2 separate regions of the Homo sapiens genome follow, and region 2 is linked to region 1. Evidence: chromatin loops called from intact Hi-C (ENCODE). Cell type or tissue: dorsolateral prefrontal cortex. All regions are shown on one strand.

Region 1 (4,000 bases):
TGTGCCTTTAAATAACAATATTCCATTTCATATCAGTGCAAGTACCTTAAATTACAAATTTCTAGCTTCTGTCCCTTTTACCATTTCAGGTATTCATTTCATTTATATATTAGCTTATATATATCCCTACACTTGATTTTTCCTCATATGAGATTTTCTTTCCTCTTTCCCATTTAAAAAAATAAAATAAACTATTATAGCCACAGACTTTCTATTTTTATTTGTTTTCTGTATTGAAGTCTTGATTTTGGGGCTTTACTTGTCCCTGTCTATGCCCACTCCTATCTGACACACACTTTCTTAATTTATTTCCTAGTTGTTTCACTTTGTTTATCTTCATTATGAGGAAAAAAAGCCAAAACCTGAAATGAATATGCTTCCTTCCAGTAACCAGGGACCTTCCATGGTTGGGAAATTGTTACCTATTCGAGTGAAAGGCTAATAAAACCCCCAAGGTAAATATTTTAGTACTTCACTAAAGAAAGAACCTCAAATACTATGTGGAAGACAATTTAAAATGAGGTTTAAAGAGCTCAATATAAAAACCTGTTTGACCTGTTAAAACAGGTGTGGACAATCACAATTCCCTATTTAAAAATACAGTGAAAAAACCTACAAATGCAAGACAAATACATTGGAGCATGAGAACTCCAAATTGTTAGGTTAGGAATTAGAAGCTGTTCCCAGTGTGTAGAGCTAAGAGACCCAAGTCATTGTCAGTTGACAGGGAGCCGGGACTCAATACCTGTGTACTTTCTCAGAGAAAGGAGAGGTCTTGGCAAAATTTTGGGTTTATCCTTAATTCCATACAATGGGAATATTCAATTGCTCTTTAATCACTCAGTATTGATAGGGACAGGGGGCAGAGAAATTCTAGGCAGAAAAGGGCGGGACCCTGGTGAAACCCCACCCTCAATCCGAAAAACCTGAAACTGCCACCGAAAGTGAGAACTTCTATCCCTGTTTTCCCACTCGAATGTTGCCTTTTTCTAAACTACCCGTGGCCTGCTCCACCCCCATCCTTTGCCTATAAAAACCCCAGACTCAGTTGGTAGATGGGACTATAACTGGACATTGGAGAGAAGTGGCTTGACTTCAGAGCGACAGCTTGACAGCATACTTTGGAGAAGAATCTGAGAGGAGAAGGCAAGACTTCAGGGGAAGATTACCTATCTGCCCTGTCCCCTGTTCAGCTCTATTTCCCACTGAAAGCCACTTTCATCAGCAATAAAATCCCTCATTTACCATCCTTCAATTCGTTCATGTGACCTCATTTTTTCTGGACGCCAGACAAGAGCTTGGAGGCCACGAGTATGGATACAAAAGGCTGTCACACTGGCTGTTTGCCCTTGCTGGTGGAGGGCAGCTGCCTCACATGAAAAGGCAAAGAGCTCACTGAGCTGTTAACACTTAAGCCTTCCGCAGACGGCAGAGCTGAAAGAGCACTGCAACACACCCTCTGGGCCTCAGGCTCTCAGGCACTCCTACCTGGTTGCGCCGCTGGGCCCGCACAGAGTTTGCTACTGCCGGCACCTGAAAGCGGTTGGCTGGTTCCTGCACTCGCTCGTTCTGGTTCCTGCACTTATTCATTCGCACGCTCCCTCCCACAAGGGGTAGACGGGGCGGGATGGGTAAATGAGGCACCCCTGTCTCAAGTCCCGTGAAGGCGTCAGGGAAATAATCTGCTTCAGTTTCTCTAGTTGTAAAATGGTTAAGAACATTATGAAAGGTGGTCAACAACTTTATAAGTGAATATGCTAATGCTGGCCTTAATTCTAAAATGCTACTTGGATCAAAAGTTATGATTCAGTTCCAATACATCTTCTATTCATTGAAGTACAGAATCTGTACACAAAGTACAATTGTATCTTCAAAAACTGCCACCTTGTGGAGATTTGGTTTTATTGTTAAGACAGCCAGTGCCAACAACAGAAATGAGTACAGAGCCTCACATACTAATGTAAGTGAATCTCAAAGACATTTTATCTTTAAGCCATTTTGAAAAGTAGAAATTAAGCCTGAATAGTTTTGGGGCACAAATTGCTCTTTAACTCTCTTCTTTCCCATTCACCTTTGTCACTGATGGAATAATAGAAGGAGCAATCTTTATCAGCAATGGCAGATGTGCTGATAAATGAAACCAAAACTGAATTGACAAATATTGACACAAATACTTATAGAAGCAATTTAAAAATCTACCTTGCAATTAATCCTTATGAAATTTAAGTCATAATTTACTAAAAATTATAATATAAAGAAATAAACTTTCTCTGTTTTATTAAAAGAAAGGATCAATACATTTGGCCACAATTGATTGGCCATAATTTTTGTCAATGTTCTATAAGCTAATTGAAAATAAGACTATTTTAAATATAATTATCTCCCTTCTCCTTTGCCTTTTCATTGGCAGCAGGTGCCATGGGCTTATTCATATTCTAAAAGAGAAGTTGTGTGAGCAAATTTGTCATCATAGGCAATCCTCTTGTAAGGAAAAAATTATGATTTGATTTTTATTTTCTCTTATCTCCTAATTGGGTCAGATACTCCAGTGTCCTCGGGGAGCCAAACCAGGAGCCAGTGTGTCCTTACACAAACACAGCTTCCTTCCTGCTTGGAGCTCACACCAAGCATTTGCATTTGAACCAAGCAATGTTGACAGGCTATTGAGCCACAGAAGTTAAACATTCCAAGTGAGCCTGAGACGACCATTACATTCTTTTACATTTTCTGGTCGATTAAAATTTTAATTGTTTAAAATTTCAAATAGATACAAAAATAGACATAGAGTATAATAAACTTCACACCCCTGTCACTGAACTTCAATAGTTATCAGCTCACAGTCAATCTTATTTCATCTATGCTCCCTCATGCTTCCCTCCTATATTATTTTGTGCAAATCCAAACAGCATATAACTTTAGCTCTATGTGTCTCTAAAAGACACGGCTTTCTCTATCATTCTTTTTCTTTTGAAACTGATCCATATTACCTTTACCAGAACTAGAAAAACAGTCATCTTTAATATCCTCAAATATTCACTCCATGTATAAACGTCATTGTCAGTTTTTTCCCAAATATAGGTAGTCCTCATGTTGCACATTAATATGGCACTATGAAAATCACCATGCAAGATAATTTAAATAATTAATGGGGGAAAAATTGTTCCATGACCTTTAAAAATATTAAAAATTTAAAACTTTCTTACTGTTGGTTATAAACAATAGGGACACAAAAATAGTGAAACATTTAGTAAGTAATTTAAAACATTAGAAACACTGAGAATTAAAATGTTTCTTTTAAACTACTTATCAAGAGTAGTTTGAGCAATACTTGGTTTCTTTTGGTTATGTAACTTGCAATATGAAGAAAGCATCTTTTCTATGCCTGGGCAAGTTGTCATACTCCTTTCTAATTTAGGACCAGCTTCCAACATTGTATCCTTCGTGACTTCAATGTTGTAAAATATCTCCAAGAGTTTGTTTAAGGTAATGATTTTTGCTGATGTCACCTCCTCTGGGGCATCTGACAGGCATTCCTGCTAGGTCAACCTATAGCAGAGGGTGGAAGGGCCCAGAGATGGCAAGAGAGAAAAGGGGGGAACCTTTTAGAGGTGATTAGGCTATGAGGGCTCTGCTTTCATGAATGGATTAATGCCATTACGGCAGTGAGTTCATTATAAAAGGACAAGTTTGGCCCCCTTCTCTCTCTTTCTTGCTCTCTTTTGGCCCTTTTGCCTTCTGCCATGGGATGACACAGCACAAAAACCCTCACCAGATGCTGACCCCTTGATACTGGACTTCCCAGCCTCCAGAACTGTAAGCCAACAAATGTGTGTTCTTTATAAATTACCCCAGCTGTGGCATTCTGTTATAGCAGTACAAAATAGATCAAGACAAAGGGGGATTGCAGGCAGGAAGGGAGCCCCTGACCTCTTAGTTTCACTCATCTGGAATTTAGCCACTACAACACAGAGCTGGGGCTTGAGGGGATAAGAAATGCTAT
Region 2 (4,000 bases), 480 kb after region 1:
AAGGTCATTAGCTAACAGTGATTATGGTAAAAGAGGTGTTGGAGGTTTGCAAAGAGGTTGAAAAAGTACGAAGTATCAACTAGGAGAGCATGGATTGGGGATATATAACATCATTGCAGCACAGTACTAAGGACATTGGAGGACAGTGGTCATGAGTGCAAGTGGAAGCAGTCAGCCTCATTGTGTGCTGCATAACATGCAGCTGTGTGGATGCAGGAGCCACAGAGAGTTGGATTTAACCAGGTTGTGTTTGGATAATTGATCACAGCAGCATACTCCACTCTCCTCATCCCCCTCACATTCTCATGGAAATATCTGCTTTCTCTTCCTAACAGAGGAATGTTGTTCAGAGATCTTGGTGATTCTGACTCAGCTTTCAATATTTTGCCTAAGGATGTCTTGCAAATGTTTTGTCTGTTGTCGTTCACTTTTCCTTTCCCATCCCACAGTTCATATGTTTTTCTATTTTCCATGTTATGCAATATAGTTGTACCCTGACTAATTTTCCAAAAGGGGGCAAAGACAATCATGGAAAGAGAGGTATAATTAGAGCTTCAACAGTATCTCAATAATGTTCAATATCATTTACTGAGCATTTATGTCCTGGGTATTTAACATACATTTCTAATCCTTTTAACAAGTTTTCCCACCTTAAAGGAAGGAAACCCTACAAGGTAAAATGAGTTGCTCAGCTAGTATAGGCACAAGCTAAGATCCAAACCCTTTTCTACTTGTCCCCACAGAATTGACTCTGGCCACAGCTCCACACTCTCTAGCCCTTATTTGCCAAGACCAAAATCAAGCTTTCATTGTCCCAGCTCTAACTGTTGCATATTCAAATGCTGTTATGTGGGCTTGCCCAAATATCCTTAGTCCAAGGTGTCATTTCCAGTCTTGCTTTCCAACCACTAGACCTCATCTGCTCCTGATCTTGGGACAAAAACTTTTGTTTTCATGTTCCAATCTTAACCCATTCTGCAACACTGAACTTTTACTGATGTCCTCTTGTTCAGTTTTAAACCTCTGAACACCTTTGCCTATATTTATAATATCCTGGCACTATGACATTTTGGGCCAGATAATTTTTTTTTAATAGTGGAAGCATGTCTTGTGCATTGTAGGCTGTTTAGCAGCATCCCAGACCTCCCCCTACTAGATGCCAGTGGCACCCTTACCCTAATTGTGACAAACAGAAGTAGCTCCAGACATTGCCAAATGTCCTCTGGGAGGCAAATTCTTTCCCGATTGAGAAACACTGGATATGAAGTAAAAAATTAGAGTTAATTTTAGTTTTTTGAAAATGTTTCTGTAATTTTATATTGCCACTTTATCCACAATTAAAGATAAGTTGCAGTCTAAATTCATTATAACAGTCCCTATGTTCCCATTATACTTTGAAATAAATAAATCTATAATAACATTTATCACATTTAATTATAGTGCTTTAAGAAACACAAATATAGCATACATATTTTTGGCTATAAAACTAGCATCTCTTTGGTGACAGAGATCATGTAATTTGCATCTCCAGTGCTTGCAAATATCCTAATACATAATATGTGCTCATCTTCTACTTTTAAACTGTGTTGGGAGGAATTCCACGTGTTGGCTTTTTAAATTATCTAAGAGTACAGAATACCCATGTATTGTTTTGTAACCTTTATTCACATCACGGCCCTGCCATCTAGTGGCTAATTACCCAAACTACAGGTACAATATCTAGGATGAAATAAGCTAACAAGCCGTATTTCTCAAATACAAAAATGCAAAATTACATTCACTGTCATAAGATAAAGAAACTTCAGAACTCCTTTCATATATGTGCAAATATATTTTTCAACTGCTGAAATATTCCAATTTTTGACTCTTTGCTTAGTGAAATTAATTCACCTGTATCAGGCTTTTACCTCCCATATATAATTTTTTTTTTTTTTGCAAATGAGTGAATATATACCGATGTAATGTCTAAATTATCCCCCTTTGATTTTATACAATATCCTTTCCTAATCAAGCTCAGCCTTTCCTGCTTTTTCCCTCAGTTACCTCTCTCCCTGAAGAATCTAAACCATTCAACAAAACACCTGCCAAGACACAGAACTCAGAGAAATAAGAAGACCTAAAGAAAAGCTCCCCAGAGAGCAGGATTCATTGTTGGATTCAGCCCAAAGTTGTTCCACTATTTGGATTGAAATAGGCAGTTTTGTGCAGCAGGCTATTAGTGTGGTTACAGCATTGACTGAACTGATACATCAGTTGGATAGGGGTCCAACAGAATAGAAGGAAGGTGCGAGATAAGGTTGGCAATTCAATTTCAACTTTACTATTTAGCGTTTGAGAGGTCATAAATTAATTCATATTTATGAGTTACAAAATGTATTTGCTTTAGCAGGAAGGCATAACCAAATGTCTCTAAAATATGCTGAATTGTTCTTTCACTTACCTATTTTGTTGAGATCATTAACACAGTTTGAAGTCAAATGCAGCAGATGCATAAACACTCAGATAGTTCTCTTTCTTCCTAATATTAGCTCCTGATACATTGATTTGAAAGATGAATATTTATTTTTAATACTGCAAACTTACCAGTGGCATAACCTCACTTTTTCAATGTCAGATCCTTAACATGTCTAAAGAAGTTTAGGAAATTTAGATCAGTTCCTCATTGCATAGATTAAGCAACTGGGATTTTGAAGGGTTTAGCACTTTCTCTAAGGTAATGTATCTAATTATGGCAAATTATGTAGAACTCTCCACTGTTGAGAGAGTAACTATTAGCCCAGAGGCTGCACCATAATTTAATGCCTTAGGCTGCACACACCACTAAGAGGATGACAAGATGAGACTACCAGGTTCAAGCCAATCATGCTTCACATCCCTGTGTAGCTCACTAATCTGCAGAAGTTCCAGCCTCTCTAAGTCCTTCTTTTTCTCATAAAATCATAATCCACAAACTGTTATTCTCTCCACTTCTCCCCCTCCCTAAATAAACCCTTCTAGTGTTTCATGTGACTCTCATCTGTGTTCAGCAGTCCAGTCCCCTTTCCCTCATTTTCCCATCATCTCCTTGCCTTACCTTAGTTGAAACCTATCTGGTCCCTGAGAGAATGTCAGGGCCAGGATTGGAGGTAGGTGCATTCCTTGCTCTCTCCCATTGCTACTTTCAAATTATTTCACCCCTTCCCTCCTGCAAAAATCACCGTTCTTTTGATGTTTATGTCATCTGGATATACCACCCTTTCTTAGACCTTCTCACTATCTTCTGCCAACATCCTAGTCAAATCTCTTCATTTACTGAAGTCTTCCATTCCTGGCAAAAGGTCTTCCATTCTAACCCAGTTCCTTCCTTTATCCTTGGTGATTTCCATACCTGACTGGATGATGCAAAAACTCTCAGCTTCTCAGTTTCTTTACTTCCATATTCCAATGACATTTTCATTTTTTCCACTCCAGTCATCCATTCTGTGTCACACCTTGGATCTTTTCATCTCTTAAAAAGCAGCAACCCTTTCAAAAAATTCAAATAATAACATCTAACTTTCCTTCTACAACTTCCTATGCATTCAGGTCATTGATGCAAGTACTCCATACAACCACATAGTTTCTCAATGATGTGGGGACATTCAACTCTTTCATCTCACCACTTTCTTATCCATCAGTCCCCTCCTGCCATTACTTCCCATCTTGTTCAACCCAGATCCCATAATCAATATAGTTCCCCCTTTGAAATACTTTCAACTCCCAGTCCTTTCTTTGCTTCACTTGAGCTGATCTTACAAAAAACCCAATCCATGGATGAACTCACTCTGCTTCAGACCTCTCTTTTTGCTATGTACGGAGATATTTAACTTTTTGTCTGTAGCTATATATGTAGAAACAAAAGGAAGGGCAGTTTCTTACATGACTCAGTGTTCAGCTTAATTTTTTTCTTTTGGCATAGTGAGTTGGAGTCCCGAGTATTTATTTTCCTTTCACGTTTCTCCCCCTCCTTTTTTTCTTTTTT

What was found. Hi-C counts contacts between places; a loop is a spot of excess contacts. Peaks named below come from ENCODE experiments on the same cell type or tissue, not always from the same donor. Only the 100,000 strongest peaks of a DNase experiment are listed, where the experiment ranks them.
Region 2: a loop joins it to region 1, with 4 times the contacts of the local background. A loop is called at or near these places in 6 of 110 quality-filtered maps.

Annotation. Positions count from the first base shown.
Region 1 is chr7:117,672,169-117,676,168 of GRCh38, forward strand. No RefSeq gene overlaps it. Among named protein-coding and RNA genes, the nearest start is that of CFTR-AS2, 27 kb to the left of the region's middle. RefSeq lists an enhancer at 1,447-2,020 and a cis regulatory region at 1,877-1,890. In dorsolateral prefrontal cortex, CTCF peaks have their summits at 1,867 (motif pointing left) and 2,074; a DNase peak (open chromatin) is centred at 1,353; H3K4me3 peaks cover 942 bases; H3K27ac peaks cover 1,786 bases.
Region 2 is chr7:118,152,065-118,156,064 of GRCh38, forward strand. LOC105375470 (a long non-coding RNA gene) reads right to left here. Exons shown (of 4, transcript XR_927904.3): 3 at 3,368-3,504; 4 at 1-1,255. Among named protein-coding and RNA genes, the nearest start is that of LSM8, 30 kb to the right of the region's middle. In dorsolateral prefrontal cortex, a CTCF peak has its summit at 1,693 (motif pointing left); no DNase peak of the experiment used is centred here.